2 separate regions of the Homo sapiens genome follow, and region 1 is linked to region 2. Evidence: read pairs that join two places in POLR2A ChIA-PET (ENCODE). Cell type or tissue: Panc1. All regions are shown on one strand. Each heading gives the region's core, and the rest is flanking DNA. Links, peaks and the distances in the headings are about the cores only. Region 1 overlaps SYPL2 (synaptophysin like 2). Region 2 overlaps GNAI3 (G protein subunit alpha i3).

Region 1 (4,368 bases), core at 1-4,000, 89 kb after region 2:
CCCCATTCCTTCTGGCCTGTGCTGACTCACCACCAGCGGGAAGCGTTTGTTCTCTGTGTAGAGGTTGTGGAAGCGCAGGTAGATAACTAGGGCAGCCATGGTATAGAAGAAGGAAAAGATGCCAAGGGTCACGAAGAACTCGGCGGGTGCAGAGAAGTCCCCCATGAGGTGCATGGTCTTGGAGCTGGACTCTTCATCGCAGAGGGGCATCTCATATTGGATCCGGTGCAACCTGCAGGTGGCAGGGGAGGCCATCCTGAGCTCAGGCAATCCTCTCTCTCCCTGGCCCAGAAGTAGTCCTGTGCTAGTTCTCAGCAGGGGACTCTTACAGAGCCAAGAAAGGGGTCATGTAAGGAGGCAAGTTTCTGGAAGGAACCTTGCAGTTAAGATGGGAACTCCCCCGAAATTTCCAGTAAAACTCTACCTTCCCCTCAGCTGCTCCCCAACCCACCCCACTCATCTACCCTGCCCAGACATGGTGACCATGTATTCCCAAGTGTCTCCAGGGCCCTTTAGGTCACAACTGCAATATATGTAGTTCTTCTCTTTCTGGTAGCCAAACCACTAGGCAGATCAGCTTCATTCTGCCTCTGGAAAGTGCAGGCCCAGAGTGGCCAAGATAAGGTTGGAATCACCCATTCTCAGGCTTTATTGGGCTTTCCAATGAGACAGTGGACAAATTAAAGAGAAAAACACAGCCTATTATATATGAGACAGTTAATATAACTTGGGTGCTGATACTAGAAATTTCTGAAAAGGTGAGCCTCATCCCCATTTTCCCCTGAACACCTGGGCTCCCTACTTCCTAAGCTCTCAAATACCCAGAAAAGAGATCACTTCTACCTCCCTGTCAAGGTGTGCCCACTTGTATCCTGGTCGTACTGGCTGAGGATCCCACATCAACTCTTTAGGATGTAAGTACTAATAAGCTTCCCTACCTTCAAGGCAGAGAGGAGGCTACTGAGGGTCAGAGAGACCTGTCCAGCTTGTCCAGGTTCCTGTAAGCCTCCATCCCAAACTGCATTGGCTCTTTCTGTATGAGCTGGTGTGACCTGCCATGGGTTGTCCATGGACTGGAACATTATTATAACAGTGATCAATCTGTATTTCCCTTACGTTTTGCTCTGGTCAATGTGTCTGAAATTGCTAAAAAGCAGAAAGGATCTAAGTTTTGTCATTCTATTTGAATCTGGAGTGGCACGCAATGAATGGTTTTTAGGTTTCTGGAGGAGGAAGAGACCAAGCAGGTCCTGCCAGTCAAGTGAGAGATGATGTGCTGGGTTGGAACCAATTCTTGCTCACCTGAAGGGATAGCCAAATGCAACGATGATGGAGCTCACGTCCTTGGCTTCGTTGTTGCAGCGAACCATTGCTCCTGTCTCCCCGCTGTAGGAGCCACAGGACCCGAAGGCGAAAATAGCAAAGAGCTGAGAGAGAGTGAAGCCTCTTTGAGAGTCAGAAGGCCTCAACTGGCCAAAGTCGAGAACTAACCGTGACTCCCCGCAGGTGCAGACATTAAGTGCGGGAGTGGGGGAGAGTGAGGATCCCCTTTAATCAAGTTCTTCCTAGGTAGAAACCCATGGCTTCCATTTATCTTCCAGCCTCAGGCTGCTGGACCAAATAGCCAAATGAATACAAGGTTGACTGAGTGGTGTCTGCAAGGGAGATGAAGAGGCAGGAAATGGACAGTTGCCAGATCTCTCCATTGGGCATGACTTGGGGACCACAGGTAGCCTCCTTAAGATGACTAACACAAAACCTCTGCAATTCAGGCTTTAGGAAACTTCTAGCTTACAGATAGACTTGAATTTCCTTCCCAAGGGAGAGACACACTCAAAAAGATTCCCCTGCATCAACCTAGATCAGACATGCCTAGAACGCTTTTCATTTCTCCTTTGAACTAGTCATCTAATCTTGTTTCCTAGTTGCTAACTTCCAGTGGCTTCCTGCCTTGGTGGAGGTATAGCTGGAGGGGCCAGCTTCTACCAAGCCACCCCAGATGGGCCATACTACTGTCCCATAGTACTGACAGCCTAATTCCTCTTCCCCAAAAGGCACATGGCCTTCTAGCAATAGTGCTGGCTGGGCCAATGTGACAATCTTGGCTCAAGCCCAGAGAAAAGTACCCTCCACTTGCCTTATCAGTCTCCACTGTTTCCCCACTGGTATTTCCCTTTGTCATCTGTTGATGCTGCCATTTCTCAGTGTTAAGATCCAGAGGTGTCTCAGGTCACTCGAATTGTTTTCTTCTCCACCTTTCCTCACATTTTACTACACCTTCTCTCTCAAGTGAAATAAAATTTCCTCATCCTATGATTTTCAGATTTCTTTCTGGGAAACACACTTTGGTTAGAAAAGGAGGTGAGAGGCCAGGTGCGGTGGCTCACACCTGTAATCCCAGCACTTTGGGAGGCTGAGGCGGGTGGATCATTTGAGGTCAGGAGTTTGAGACCAACCTGGCCAACATGGTGAAACCCCATATCTACTAAAAATACAAAAATCAGCCTGGCGGTAGAGTGTCGCATGCCTGTAATCTCAGCTACTTGGGAGGCTGAGGCAGGAGAATCACTTGAACCCGGGAGGCGGAGGTTGCAGTGAGCCGAGATCGTGCCACTGCACTCCAGCCTGGCAACAGAATGAGACCTTGTCCCTCTCCCGCCCACCGCCAAAAAAAAAAAAAAAAAGAAAAGAAAAGAAAAGAAAAAAGAAAAGGAGGTGAGAAATTGAAATGTCTTATCCTCCACATCATCTGCTCAGATTGGATTTCCTGTGCACTTACCTTTGACTTGTACACAATGTCATGTTCTTATTAAGCAATGAGCTTATTCTCTTAATTGTTCACTCTCTGTATCTTTCTTCGAGACTCAGTGTCTTGGACATTAAGCACTTGGAAGACAGCTGATCTGTATGTCAGCCCTGCATCCAGAGTCTAGAATAGAAGCTATATGCACTTTATTTTGCCAATGCTTGTTAGCATTATGGAGTGAAAGGAGACCTGAACTAGGAGTATGGAAACCTAGGTTCCAGACCTGGTCCTGTCACTAATTAGCCAGGTGAGCTCTGATAAGTCACTCTGCTCTCTGAGTCTGTTTCCTCATCTTTTTTTTTTTTTTTAGATGGAGTCTTGCTCTGTCGCCCAGGCTGGAGTGTAGTGGCGCAATCTTGGCTCACTGCAAGCTGCACCTCCTGCGTTCACACCATTCTCCTGCCTCAGCCTGTTGAGTAGCTGGGACTATAGGCGCCCACCACCATGCCCAGCTAATTTTTTGTATTTTTTTTAGTAGAGACGGGTTTTCACCGTGTTAGCCAGGATGGTCTCGGTCTCCTGACCTTGTGATCCGCCCGCCTCAACCTCCCAAAGTGCTGGGATTATAGGCATGAGCCCAGCCTGTTTCCTCATCTTAAATGGAGGGGTTTGGAGTAGATAATCTAGAGGCCCTTTCCAGCCCTGGAACTCTCTCACTCTCTGAGAGTAACACTGTCAGTGTACTCTTGACTGGGCTTGCCAACAGCTGTGCTTTGCCCCTGCGAGGTGTCCAGTGCCACTGCCCCCGGCTTGCAGCGCCTGGCCTTGCAGATCTCCATGCTGGAGCCATTGGCCTCTCTCCAAATAATGGGCACCTCTCTGTTTTCAGGAGGTTTATTCCAGACAAATGAGAATTGTCTCCATGTTTAAAGATATCTGGGAAAGAAGACAGTAAAACCTCCCTCCAATGCCTAAATACCCTCCTCTCCTGAATTAAATGATGAAGACTGCAGTAGAGCCCTGTCTGCCCGCCTTCTTCACAGAGGTAGAGAAGAGTCACTCGAAGCCTCTGCATCATTACCCTTTACTTACTCAAAGTGGCCTCACCATTGTAATAGTGGAACTTCTCTAACTCTTCCTCATAGGAATTCGCTAATCTTTTGTCAGTTCTGTGGCCATCTGATTCCTCTTAGAAGTTTCTTTATTCCTCTTAGCTTCTGGTGCCCAGAACTGGATGTGATTAGGGTGTCACATTCTGGGAAGGGCAGCACAGTTGGAAATATTTTTACCCGTTGGCAGTTAGTCAGTGAATGGCTCCTTATAGGTTCCTTAAGAAAGCAGGGGCCGGGCATGGTGGCTCACAGCTGTAATCCCAGCAGTTTGGGAGGCCAAGCAGGAGAATGGCTTGAGCCCAGGAATTTGAGACTAGCAACATATAGGCAACATAGCAAGACCCTCCCCTACAGAAACTACAAACAAAAAATTAGCTGGGCATGGTGGTGCCTGCTAATAGTCCCAGTTACTCAGGAGGCTGATGGGGAGGAATCACTTGAGCCCAGGAGTTCAAGGCTGCAGTGAGCTATGATCATGCCACTGCACTCCAGGCTGGGCAACAGAACAAG
Region 2 (4,396 bases), core at 275-4,274:
ACCTCACTTCATTTTATCTCTAGCCAGCTCTGGCTACTGTAAAAAAATTATTTGACTATATTCCTAGCTCCTAATCTCCTTGCTTCTCATAAGCTGCTAACTGGTTTTCTTGATTTTGATTAAAATAGTAATGAAACCCTTTCTGCCACAACCTGAAAACCCTTCCATATCTATGTAATTCTCCCTCAGGGGCACCCTGACCAGGCTCAACCTGGCTTTACAGGGTAATGTCATACACTGTTACATTAGTACTTGGTCAAATTATTGTAATTATTCGGGTTTGTGCCTGTTTAGGACTCCACTAGCCCTAAGCTCAAAGCCCAATCCTTGAAAGCACAAAATTGCTATTTCTTTTTGTGCACCCCCCGCCAATCTAGAGCAAAATCTAGGACAGATTAGGCACTTAATGACTATCTGTGAAATGAATGGCTTGAGTTTCTATAATATTCAGTGGTTGCTTAATAACATTAATCACAATGCCAGATGCAATGGATGGAATCTTCAACGTAGGTAGTTAACAGAAACGGAAGATTTCCATTCCTATGCTATCTTTATTCAGCCTCACACCCACTCTTGGCCCTTCAACTCTCATCCCATGACTATACTGACAATAAATTTGGACTCACTCACTAGCCTCACTCCCTTCTAACCTTACTCTCAAACCCTTGTCCTATCTCCCCTGCACTCATCATCTCATTCTATCCCTAACACCTAGAAGGGTATATAAAACATAGTGAGCACTCATTTATTATTTGTTCAGTGAGATTATGAATGAATTATCTTTTTTTTTTTTTTTTGAGACGGAGTCTCACTCTGTCACCCAGTGGCACAATCTCAGCTCACTGCAACTTCTGCTGCCCGGGTTCAAGTGATTCTCTGTCTCAGCCTCCCAAGTAGCTGGGATTACAGGTGCCTGCCACCACGCCAGGTCGATTTTTTTTGTAGTTTTAGTAGAGACGGGGTTTCACCATCTTGGCCAGGCTGGTCTTGAACTCTTGACCTCATGATCCACCAGCCTCGGCCTCCCAAAGTGCTAGGATTACAAGCGTGAGCCACCGCGCCTGGCTATGAATGAATATCTTAAGGATAAAAGAAGGCAGTGAGTTGTAACTGGAAGAGAGCTAATGGTTTTTCTTTGAAAAAGATTCTTCTAGGAAGCAATCACATACCGATTACCAAAAAGGCTTAAAGGGCACATAAGAAAATTCTGATAAAACTTAATTGACATATTAGAATTTCAGAACATCTGCCTGCCCATAATCTCTTCTATAAAAATCCCTACTTCGCTACCTCAGTGGGAAATGGCCCACACGATCTAGGCCACAACCTTTCCTGTGACCGAATCGAGGGTAAATACCTAACACAGGAGTCACCTAGTCACAGGCTGTTGGTGGCCTATGTGACCTAGCTCTAAAAGATGAGCAGGACCAACTGGATTATCTGAGGAATCTGCACTAGGAGATACATGTGGAAAAAAACCTAGGCTACCATTATAGAGCTTCATGCACAACAAGGTCACAAAGGAAAAGATTCAGAGGAAGGTTGGTCTGGAGAGAAGAGAACAGAAAAATATGCAGTGACTTAAAGGAGAGAGCTCACAAAAAAAGAGACATCAAGTAAGTGAGAAAACAGAATGAATGGGGGAAGGGCACCTTTGTTTTACAACAAAGGTTGTTGACCCAGTTTAAAAAACAAAAAAAAACAAACGGATGGGACCAAGGAAACAGAGAAAGAGACGGGAACAAGCAAAGGTAAGAAAGCAAAAAAAATAAATAAATAAAATAAAGGCAGAAATAGTGAAGCCAGCAAGAGGCAGAAACAGACAAAAAAGAGAAAACAGTCTGGCCAGTCTCAGAGCTGCATCAGTTCTTGCGGCCTGATTCTCCAGCTCTTCCTGTATTCCCACAAACACCTTTCTATATTCTAACAATAACCTATCAACCCACCAACTTTTGGTCCTAGTTTGAATGAGTTTTCTTTTCCTTGCCACCAAAAAAAAAAAAAAACACACAAAAACTGAATGGAATAGGCTTTAAGGACATGAGAATTACCTTTTTTGCCTTTAAAACTTTAGGTTGTTTTTTATTAAATAAATATTGGATACATAAAAGGGAATACTTATAGCATATGTGTAACAAAAAATCTGTGTACCTATTGTCCAGCATAAAAATTAAACATTACCATTTATCTTTGAAGCAACCTGTGTGTCCCTCCCAATATCAGTTACTGTTTCATTAAACATTTCCAGAGGGTAAAACATGTAATGACAGAGGGGGAGATGTTTTTTAAAAGCCCTAACAACTAAAATATGTCCATAACTTACATGGCACTATATGGTTTGTTCTGAGTTTCATATCCTTCACCAATTACATACATGGACAATAATCCTATCATTTTACAAGCATCATAAACCATAAAGCAGAAAGTTAACAAGCATTTTACATTCATAAATCATCTAAGGAAGGGTTGGCTTGAGTTTTTTTTAAAAAAAAGGCAGCTCACTCAGCTAAGCAGCTCTCCTCAAAATGTTATCATTTAAAGGGGGAGAAGTACGTAGAGTTCCTTCCTTGCCTTTGATTGCTTAAGGGAGCAGTCATTTGTGAGCAAGGACAGGGATCATCCTCTGGCTGCCTCAACGTTTTTTGTTTGTTTGTTTGTCTTCTGAGACAGTGTCTTGCTCTGTCACCCAGGCTGGAGTGCAGTGGCATGATCTCAGCTCACTGCAACCTCTGCCCCGCCCCAGGGCTCAAGCGATCCTTCCCCCTCAGCCTCTGGAGTAACTGGGACCACAGGTGCACATCACCACACCGGCTAATTTTTATATTTTTAGTAGAGACGGAGTTTCACCACGTTGCCCAGGCTAGTCTCGAACTCCTGAGCTCAAGTGATCCCAAGGTGCTGAGATTACAGGCATGAGCCACTGTGCCCAGTCTCAGTGTTCTAATTTTGGACTTTGGTAAGTTTCCTTCTCCTTATTTGAAAGCAGGGCAGCAAAAAGCCATTTTGATGCTAACATTAAATTACGTAGTATTTATATATGACATGACTGAAAACTATATTTATTTAGAGTAAAAGGGAACAGAACTGACACAAGCAACTGTAACCCACAAATAATCCAAATATTTCATTTTAACCCATAAAAATAATGATTCATTATACTGCAGATGTCCTCCAAAGTTAATTGCAATGCTAAATCATTTATCAAAGCACCTATATCCCAAAATTGTAAAATTTTGGGATTTAAAATGTTGAAATCATATTCCTCCCTACCTAGGGCCCTCTAACATCGATAGCAGCATAGGGCACGTTTCTACAGGTGTATTTAATCCAATGTAAATCAAACTACACTTTTAAAATTCACCAACAGCAAACACTACAAACTGAGTTGCCAGATAAGGATGCCTACAATTTCAATTTCCTTTACTATAATAAATGCTCACCAAAGCTGTTCAGCCAAAACCCAAAACAGTATGGATTTCACATATGTATTTACTTCTACTTAACCTTTTGTTACAGCATGAATTAGTGGTGGAATGGCAAAAAAAACAAAAAGGCAGGTAATAAGAAGGAGAACAATGCAGTCTCTGGATGAGTTCCCCTAAATTTTATACACACACACATACCTTGGTATCCGCAGGGGACTGGTTCCAGGACCCCCCCTAGGATACCAAAATCCACCAATGCTCAAGTCCCTTACATAAAATGGTGTAGTATTTTCATATAACCTACACACATTCTGCTGTACAGTTTAAATCCTCTCTAGATTACTTATAATACCTAATAAAATGTAAATGCTATGTAAATAGTTATACTTTTTTTGTATTATTTTTGTCATTTAATTTTTCCCAGTATTTTTGATCTGCCATTGGTTAAATCCAGATGCAGAACCTACTCCATACGTGTGCATACATATCTTGTGTATGTATATATACACACATATATTCATATATACACATACATACATAATACAGCTTAAAATACAGCTACCAAAAAACTTCACATAAACACTCTCCAAATCCTCTGCATACCTTTTCAGGCTCACCTTCTACACTCTTCCTGTACCAACCCTTCATTTCAATCAAATCTATTTGCTCACTCATGTTCTGAGTCTTTGTGCTTACTATTCCCTTTGTCTGGATATGCTTCTCTCCAGCCTCTGCCTTAAGAGTTCCTATCTAACTTTCATCCCAGCTTCTCGCTTAGTAAAATATTCTAAAAGGAAGAAACTTAAAAAAAAAAGTTGCTATTTAATTTTCAAAGCCCATTTCAAATGTCACCTCCTCTGGGAGGGCTTCCCTAACGTATATGTCTCTCTCTCTCTTCCTCCTTACAAAATTGGCTATTCCTTCTGTAATCACATTTTATTACCATAGTTTACTTGCATATCTTCCCTACT

The links. ChIA-PET counts read pairs that join two places held together with the same protein. Peaks named below come from ENCODE experiments on the same cell type or tissue, not always from the same donor. Only the 100,000 strongest peaks of a DNase experiment are listed, where the experiment ranks them.
Region 1: POLR2A ChIA-PET joins it to region 2 with 8 read pairs; 3 of 35 experiments call an interaction of 5 or more read pairs at or near these places.

The regions. Positions count from the first base shown.
Region 1 is chr1:109,472,640-109,477,007 of GRCh38, reverse strand. It overlaps SYPL2 (synaptophysin like 2), which reads right to left. Exons shown (of 6, transcript NM_001040709.2): 3 at 1,303-1,427; 4 at 31-232. Among named protein-coding and RNA genes, the nearest start is that of SYPL2, 8.3 kb to the right of the region's middle. In Panc1, for the core only: no CTCF peak of the experiment used is centred there; no DNase peak of the experiment used is centred there.
Region 2 is chr1:109,561,652-109,566,047 of GRCh38, reverse strand. The region is part of intron 1 of GNAI3 (G protein subunit alpha i3); the gene reads right to left. Among named protein-coding and RNA genes, the nearest start is that of GNAI3, 15 kb to the right of the region's middle. RefSeq lists an enhancer at 1,272-1,881. In Panc1, for the core only: no CTCF peak of the experiment used is centred there; a DNase peak (open chromatin) is centred at 2,587.